Regions from separate parts of the Mus musculus genome. Here all the other regions are linked to region 3. Evidence: chromatin loops called from intact Hi-C (ENCODE). Cell type or tissue: heart. All regions are shown on one strand. Region 1 has its middle 20 kb from the start of n-TGccc3. Region 2 overlaps Bach2 (BTB and CNC homology, basic leucine zipper transcription factor 2). Region 3 has its middle 80 kb from the start of Bach2.

What was found. A loop is a pair of places that touch in the nucleus more often than their neighbours do. Peaks named below come from ENCODE experiments on the same cell type or tissue, not always from the same donor. Only the 100,000 strongest peaks of a DNase experiment are listed, where the experiment ranks them.
Region 1: a loop joins it to region 3, with 4 times the contacts of the local background. A loop is called at or near these places in 8 of 42 quality-filtered maps.
Region 2: a loop joins it to region 3, with 3 times the contacts of the local background. A loop is called at or near these places in 3 of 42 quality-filtered maps.

Annotation. Positions count from the first base shown.
Region 1 is chr4:32,249,108-32,251,607 of GRCm38, reverse strand. It overlaps a transcript of Bach2 not described here. Among named protein-coding and RNA genes, the nearest start is that of n-TGccc3, 20 kb to the right of the region's middle. In heart, no CTCF peak of the experiment used is centred here; DNase peaks (open chromatin) are centred at 447, 1,217 and 1,647; H3K4me3 peaks cover 1,774 bases; H3K27ac peaks cover 2,422 bases.
Region 2 is chr4:32,505,691-32,508,190 of GRCm38, reverse strand. The region is part of intron 2 of Bach2 (BTB and CNC homology, basic leucine zipper transcription factor 2); the gene reads right to left. Among named protein-coding and RNA genes, the nearest start is that of Bach2os, 65 kb to the left of the region's middle. In heart, no CTCF peak of the experiment used is centred here; a DNase peak (open chromatin) is centred at 1,050; H3K27ac peaks cover 336 bases.
Region 3 is chr4:32,336,344-32,338,843 of GRCm38, reverse strand. It overlaps a transcript of Bach2 not described here. Among named protein-coding and RNA genes, the nearest start is that of Bach2, 80 kb to the left of the region's middle. In heart, no CTCF peak of the experiment used is centred here; DNase peaks (open chromatin) are centred at 1,063 and 1,963; H3K4me3 peaks cover 1,344 bases; H3K27ac peaks cover 2,500 bases.

The sequences.
Region 1 (2,500 bases), 87 kb after region 3:
GTGAAGGATTCACTTCCCTGACCAGGCAGAGAAGGTATAAGGCCTGCCCAGCAGCTCAGGACAAAGGGTGGTCTACACATTAAGAGGGAGCAATGGTTAGAAAGCTAAGAGCGCAGGTATGTGAGCAGGCAGGCTCCTCCTGAACCTGGAGAGTCCCTTGTTCTAACTTCAGAGTCTTTGTGGCAAAGCACTGACAGAATGGCCTGCAGCAAAAGCCAACCAAACTAGCCAGAGAACAGGCAAGGCTCCACATGTAGACTGGAGCAAGCTGGTGCTCAGGACAGCGGCAGCCCTGGCCATGGACACAGGCAGCTCGCTTCCTCTCTGTCGGGGCTGACTCTCTTCTGTGAACCCCCTTGTTGGAATCCTTTGGCCATGACTCACAGGGCAATCGGGCTACTCAGCAAGCCCACAGCCCTTCACAATAGACTGTGTAGGAGGCGCCCAGCTCCCGGTGGCCTGTGGTCTGTTCAGTTTTTTCCTTTCTGCATTCTGGGAGGATCTGCTTTTCAGCCACACTTCCCTCAAAACACAGCCCTGGAGGCAACGCTTAGTGCACAGATTTCTGAGCGATGAAATAATCCACTTTGCTTTCTTAGTCAGAGCGAAACTAAAAACAGTAAGACGAAAAAACAATGGGGTCACCATCACACCTACAAAAACACGATTTCATACTCTGGTGACATAAAGAGGTCAGGGGGGAAAAAGCTCAAACTAACATTTTCCAACCTTTCACTGAGAGCAGGGGCTAAAACCGCATGTTTTGAAGGGCTCACGCTGTGTTATTATTAGAAGTCACAATTCTATTGACACTGATGAGTCACCCCTTATCGACAGAAACCAAGACCGTCCGTCAGCATATGCTACAGTCACTGTGGCTTTCTCTTTATTACTGGTCAGAGAGCCCTCCTTTCCTGGAGAAAGCTTCTCCAGGCTAGCAAGAGGCTCTGTCTCAGCCCCTGCTCAGCTTTCCCTGCGCCAGCTCAGCAGCTTTGCATCATCGTCTGGGAGTCTAGGATGATCTGATCAACTCCCGTCCACAAAAGGAAGTTTATGTAGCGACCTCAGAAAAAACAGCATTTCACACTTTCTGACGAAAAACCCAAACCGGAGCTATGTAAACAAAACAGGCAGAGGGAGTCAGCTAAGTCAGGTGACAGCATCTTCCTGACCCCAGGCTAGGCGCTTTGTTTTTGTTTTCACATCAATAGCCAGCAACAGATATAAACAAAGGCTGTGGTCACCAGGGGACGACTTCACTTGCTAGTCACACCCCCTTACTGGCCCTGCCTCCTGTTTCTGCTGCCCACAGAGGGAGAAATGGGCCAAGTGTCTGTAATGCCAAGGAAGTCCACTTCAAGTTTTAAAAAGTCCTTGAGGGGGTGCTAAGTCGTTAACAGCAGAATCTCTCCTTACCCATTTGTCTGGGTTTGAAGATTCCCAAAACAATAAAGTGAAAGCCAATTCTTCCAGAAATGAGGTTGTGCCCTATGCTGTCCCTGTAGAGGCAGACATGTGCCTGCTTTTCCTACCAGCCAGAGGCTGTGCTGGGGAGACAGAGGGAAGAAGAACCCAGCCAGTTCACAGTGATCACAGACCCAATGACAGCCGACCTCCCACCCTCCCCAGGCCATGCTGGTCCTAAGCACCGCAGGCAGAGCAGCCAAGGGAGCCCCACAGCCCCGGCACATGAGTCAGCAAGGGGACTGCTGACTGCGCAGCACTGTGGCATGTACAATGCAGGGTGCAACAAAACCGGGACACACAAGAATCTCTGCACGCATGCACGCGCACGCGCGTGCGCGCGCACACACACACACAGACACACACACACACACAGACACAGAGACACACACACAGATACAGAGACACAGACACACACACACAGACACACACACACACACACAGACACACACACACAGACACACACACACACAGACACACATACACAGACACACACACACACAGACACACACACACAGAGACACACACACACAGAGACACAGACACACACACACACCACCGCCGCCCACTTATTACTTTCCTCTGTTAGAACAAAACATGCAGATAATCTACACCCTGGCTCAAAAATAAGTAATGACCAGTAATAATCAGGAGTGGTAATAAAAAAATTTAAAAAAAAAACAACTCACTCTCCGTGTTTCAATGTGTGGAACAGCTGCATTCAAATCTCCTGAGCCAGTTAATTTTAACTGGCTTTAATTTTAACTAGATTTAACTGCTTTTCCTCTCCTCTGACAAATCAAAATAGCTGCCCTATCGACCACAAGAACCGGTAACCGAAGCACAGTTCCTGTTTTTCGGAAGAGACTTGCATTCAAAGCCACATAGGAGGTGTTTAACATATGTGGGAATTGAAGTGTTGAATGAGGGAGACTGAAACTCAGACACGAACTCAGGCCCCATTGGCGGCTTGTACAGGACCATCTCATGCCAGACTCTGACCCACGTGCCTTCAGTTCTGCTCTCTCATTTAACA
Region 2 (2,500 bases), 170 kb before region 3:
TTTCCTGCATAATCAATCAATGTTTCTTCTTCTGGAAATTTTCCATTAGCTTGAATATTGGGGTTGCTTAGCTCTACTGTAGTTACAAATCAAAGATTTTTTTTTTCTTTTTTTCTTCCTTTTCTTTTTGAGATGGAGGCCTTACTATTGCCTAGCTGGGTTCAAGTGATCTTGCAGGTCTGCTCTACCTCACTCCGTTTGAACGGCTCAGCACTCCTGTCAGAATGTGATCTGATGAAATAGAGAGGTTCCTGTTTGCAGAAGGCACCTACGAATACAGTCCTTGCATCTGGTCACAGTGCTGGGTGTGAGTGACGAATGAGTGCATAGCTTTACCTGGGACACCTAACCCAACCCCTCAAGGCTCAAGGAATACAGGAGAAGAGGGAGCAGAAAGAATATAAGTGTCAGGTGATGAGGGAGCATCTTTGCCGTCCAGGTACGACACGGCCGATGGAGATCCGCACAAGGGTGGGTCCTCCAACCCTTCCTCATGAGGGGTTTCATGAGGCCCTGCTCTTCCTGAGGGGACAATGACTGTTAATGATTGCTGGTGGGGTGGAGTGGGTAGCATCTTATGCTCAGAGGGGCAAAGAAGAGGGATGAGAAGAGGCTCATGGAGGCTGAATATGATTAGAATACATGGTATATACATATGAAATTGTAAAAATAAAAGTAGTGTTTTGAGCCAGATGGTTGTCCTCCAACGTGACTCAGGGATTCAGGCTTCAGCTTCTCTAAGTTCTTGGACACCTTCATTGATGGGAAAAAGGATCCGGACCTACTTTTAGCAGCCTCAGAGTAGAAGTGACAAATTAGTCCATCATCACGCCACTGGCTGCACTCAGCCACACGGCCTACTTGGTTATGAGTGTAGCTTTTCTTTGTGTGTCCAGGAAGGGAAGGGAAAGTGGGTGTGGCAAACTTTGGCATTGTTGGCCATGGTGTGCAAGCGTGCTGGAGTCTTTCCCTATCTGACAGATAAGCTATTTCCCTCCAGCTCCTGGCCCAGTTCTCTGCTTGCTTTAATTAGTGCAGCCTTACAGTCAGCTGAAACGAGGCATTCTTTCCTGTGGAACACAGGTGGGTCTGTTTTCCGCTTCAACTGCATCTGCCTGCCAAGTGCTCAATGAAGTCACAGGCAGCATCCACATCTACTTGTTGAATGGCCTTCAATCCTCCCATGTTCCAATTCCTAACTCTGGGTTAGATTTTGCCCATGGATTTAATGGGCATATAAAACCTGACAATAAACGCTTCTACTTGGATGCCAACAGGCACCTCAAACTTCATACATACACACACAGGACTCCCCAGTCCTGACCAACCCTCCTCACCTACAATCTTACTCACTCAACTGATCTCAGCTAATGGTAACACTATTCTTTTACTGTTTTTGGAGAATCTGGCACTCACGTACGTCTGTACCACTGCCAGGATCCTCATGCTATGTCTTAACTACACCAGGGTCTATCTCTACTCTGGTGCTCCCTTGGGCCTTCATCTATGTACATGTACACGACACAGACATCAGAATAACCTCTTGTGAAACTCTTCAGTGGCTTCTCTGTTTATTCTGTGCAAAGGCCAAGTGTTTAGTAGGGTCACAGTCTGGCTTTATCACCTCTCTGACAGAATGAATGTGGCTCCATGCCACCCTTCCTTTGGTACCGTGTCAGGCATTTGGGACTTGCAGTCACTGGACCCTTCTCTGTTACTCCTCTGCCCCACTTCCTCGCTCACCCACTGACTTTCCAGCTGCCAACATGGCTGATCCTTCACCTTCTGCCTATGTGTCATCTGAAGTCACCCTTGCCACAGGCCTTTCTTGACTTTCCTGTTTAAGATCTCAGTATCCGTGACGGGACATTCCATGGCTCTCTCCTCTCTTTCACTTTCCCTGCAGTTTCCTACCTACTGGATTATAAGTGACAATCACCCAGATCCTAGAATGGTCCTTCCTGGTGCATGGTAGGGCCTGGATGAATGTTTGTTTAATGAATGGGTAAATGTTTGAGGAAATAGTCCAAGGAGGTTGACTGCTTGAGCCTTCACACACAGAGGTCCAGACTGTGCTCTGTCCAATGGCTCCCCTTTATGTTTTTTCAGGTGAGTGCTGGTGAACAGGGGAGCTGGAAGGGCTGGCTCTGTGCTCAGGGGTGGGTGCTTTGCCTTTCTTACTGTGTCCCACAAAACATCCTCTTCCTCTACAGGCTCACGAAGGCTGAAGGCAGAAGGCACCCTGTGCTTTAGCATTTTAAAAAAAGATTTATTTATTATTTTATGTATACGAGTATACCGTAGCTGTACAGATGGTTGTGAGTCATCACGTGGTTGCTGGGAATTGAATTTTAAGACCTCTGCTTGTTCTGGTCGGTCCCACTCACTCCAGCCCAAAGATTTATTTATTATAAATTAGTCCACTGTAGCTGTCTTCAGACATACCAGAAGAGGGCATCAGATCTCATTACAGATGGTTGTGAGCCACCATGTGGTTGCT
Region 3 (2,500 bases):
TGGTTTGAAGAGGAATGAGTAAGCATCCTCAGCCATGCATACAGGGCAGCTGAAGCCGTCTCTGTGTTTCTCAGACGCACGGTGAAGGCTGTCAATTTATTCCTCACCAGCATAGGCCGAGCCAATATCTCTTCCCTAAAGTTCTAAGCAGCTCGCACCATGTGTTACATGAAGCTGAGTGCCATGACTCACAGACACGGTATTCACAGTGAACAAGGTAATAGTTTAGAAAGTGCCGGCAGGATAGCCCGATTAACTCCTGCTTGGAGGGAACTCTGTAAATAGAAGAGATGTGCAGAACATTCTACCTTCCTTGATGCTCCTCTGTCCTAGCGTGCTATGGCCTTGCACGTGCAAATTCCCTCTTTAGATTCCCAGGTAAAGGGGCTGTTGTTTGTGCTTTGAAGAAAACAAGGCAGACTTTGGCAAGGAAACAGAATTCTAGCAAGGATGCTCAACCTCACCCAAGATTCCTATACAACCTGATTCTGCCATCCCGCCCTGTACCGCCCTTCACCTTCCCCATCACGCAGACGGGTCCAAGGACAGACGCAGCAGTAAGAGGAGCGTGTACCTGGGGGAGCACATGAACAGGTGAAGCTTTGTGAAGTGGAGGCTTTCTTTCTAACTGACCTCTGTTCAAGTCCTAGCCAAGGCACACCCACCCTTCAGGAGACCAGGGATGGTCTCTGTCATTCCGTGGAAGGAAGGCTGCTGAGGGTCTGCGAGATACAGAGCTGAACCTTGAAACGAGGTAAGGCTAAGGGGGTGGAGAGGATGGCAGCCTCTCTAAGCTGCTTTCGTATACTGCAGTTACTGGTTAGCCACTCATCTGTGTGTATGAACATAAGCAGGCAGGTGATTAGCCAGTGGCCATCTGTGGTTAGGGCCCTATACAGTGATTCCTGTGGAGACTGAAAGGGTTAAGCACCTGAGTCGTCACCAGAAGCTGAAAGTCCGGGTATGAATGGTATGCAGCTGGGCAGTTGTCCAAAGGCTCCGTATCAGGAAGACGGCGATAAACAAGTGTGTGTGTGCTCGGGGCCTGATAAGTCAATGGGGGCAGAGAAAGCGGTGCAGCCACCCAGCCTGAGGAAATATGCAGCGGGCTGGGCTTCCACTTTAGGTGAACAATAGCTCTGTATCGGAAGCAGGTCTGAGGGTTCGCACACCCTCAGGATGGTCTTTGACGTCCTGTACAGTAAATGACTGTTGCAGGGGACTGAAAGCTGGCCATCAACTCCAGCATATAAAACCATGAGAATGGGACTCTAAAATTCTCAACACAAAAACAGGCTATGAAGAAAGCACATGGGAAAATTACACATATAGGTCTCAATTGCATAAAATACATGAGTATATTTAAAAGGACACATTAAATGAGCTGAAAATTTTAACACCATAGAATTTTCTCTGGTGGTGAAATTATGTGATTTTTTTCTTTTATTACATTTATTTCACTTTCCTGTTTTTTTTTCTAAAGTAAATGCATACTACTTTGATGGCAAAGAAAAGAAGGAAGTTCTTTAAATAAATTAAAACAAAATCCCTGAATGAAGGGTTATCTGCTGATGGATTGATTACCTGGCATGAAGTAGGACCATTCATGTTTATAAACTATTACAATGCACTGGCCTTTATGTCTGCAAGCTTTAGTATCTTCTGCCGTGCAGTATAAACTTCCTGAAAGCAAAGACTGAAGATTCTGTGTACTGTTGGGCTCAATTTAAAAACTGCAGACAGGACATTACATTATGACAACTTCATCAATACACTCGGTTCTTTGTCACTCCGGTAACCAACTTTGAAAATTCCTGTGTGACGCAGCTTTCCCTCCACCCTTAAAATAACACTATAGTAATGGCTTTTCTTTTCTTTTTCTTTTTGGCAAAAAAATATCCTGAGAAATTGCTCCCCTGCTGTATTTAAAGCAGAAAGGAAGAGGGCTACCCCACCCACCTCCGTGCTGACACATTAGCTAACAGCTTTATTTATCACTGCACTCCTGGCTGCCCCAGCCCCTAGAATAGAAAGTAAAGTAGACACAAACTGAGCTCAGCTCCAGCATACATGTAGCTCTGGAGCTATAACCATCCAGGGCTTCCGTCTGCAGCCTTCTCCAGGTGCTCCAAGTCTTAGTGATCCTCCGAGAGAACATCTACTCTAACTTCTGAACTTACTCTCAAATATACTTTGCAGCTTTTGCTTGATTTTACCATAATGCTCATAAAAGGTTAGAAATTACTATTTAGAGGCAGTGTTCTTACTAGAAACTTAAGAGATAGCAAGAATGACAGAAATTAATAGTCCCTTGTAAGGTGTCACAAAACAGGCAGGAGGGCAAATGTGCAGTCCCAGTTTGCTCATTATGAAACATAGAAGCTAGATTTTTAGAGTCATGACCTAGCCAAGTTCTCTGTCCATTCCTACGGCAGTGGCTAATACCTGCTGCAGTGGCGACCTTATCAAGTGCTCTCACTTACAAGGTTCAAGGGTTAAG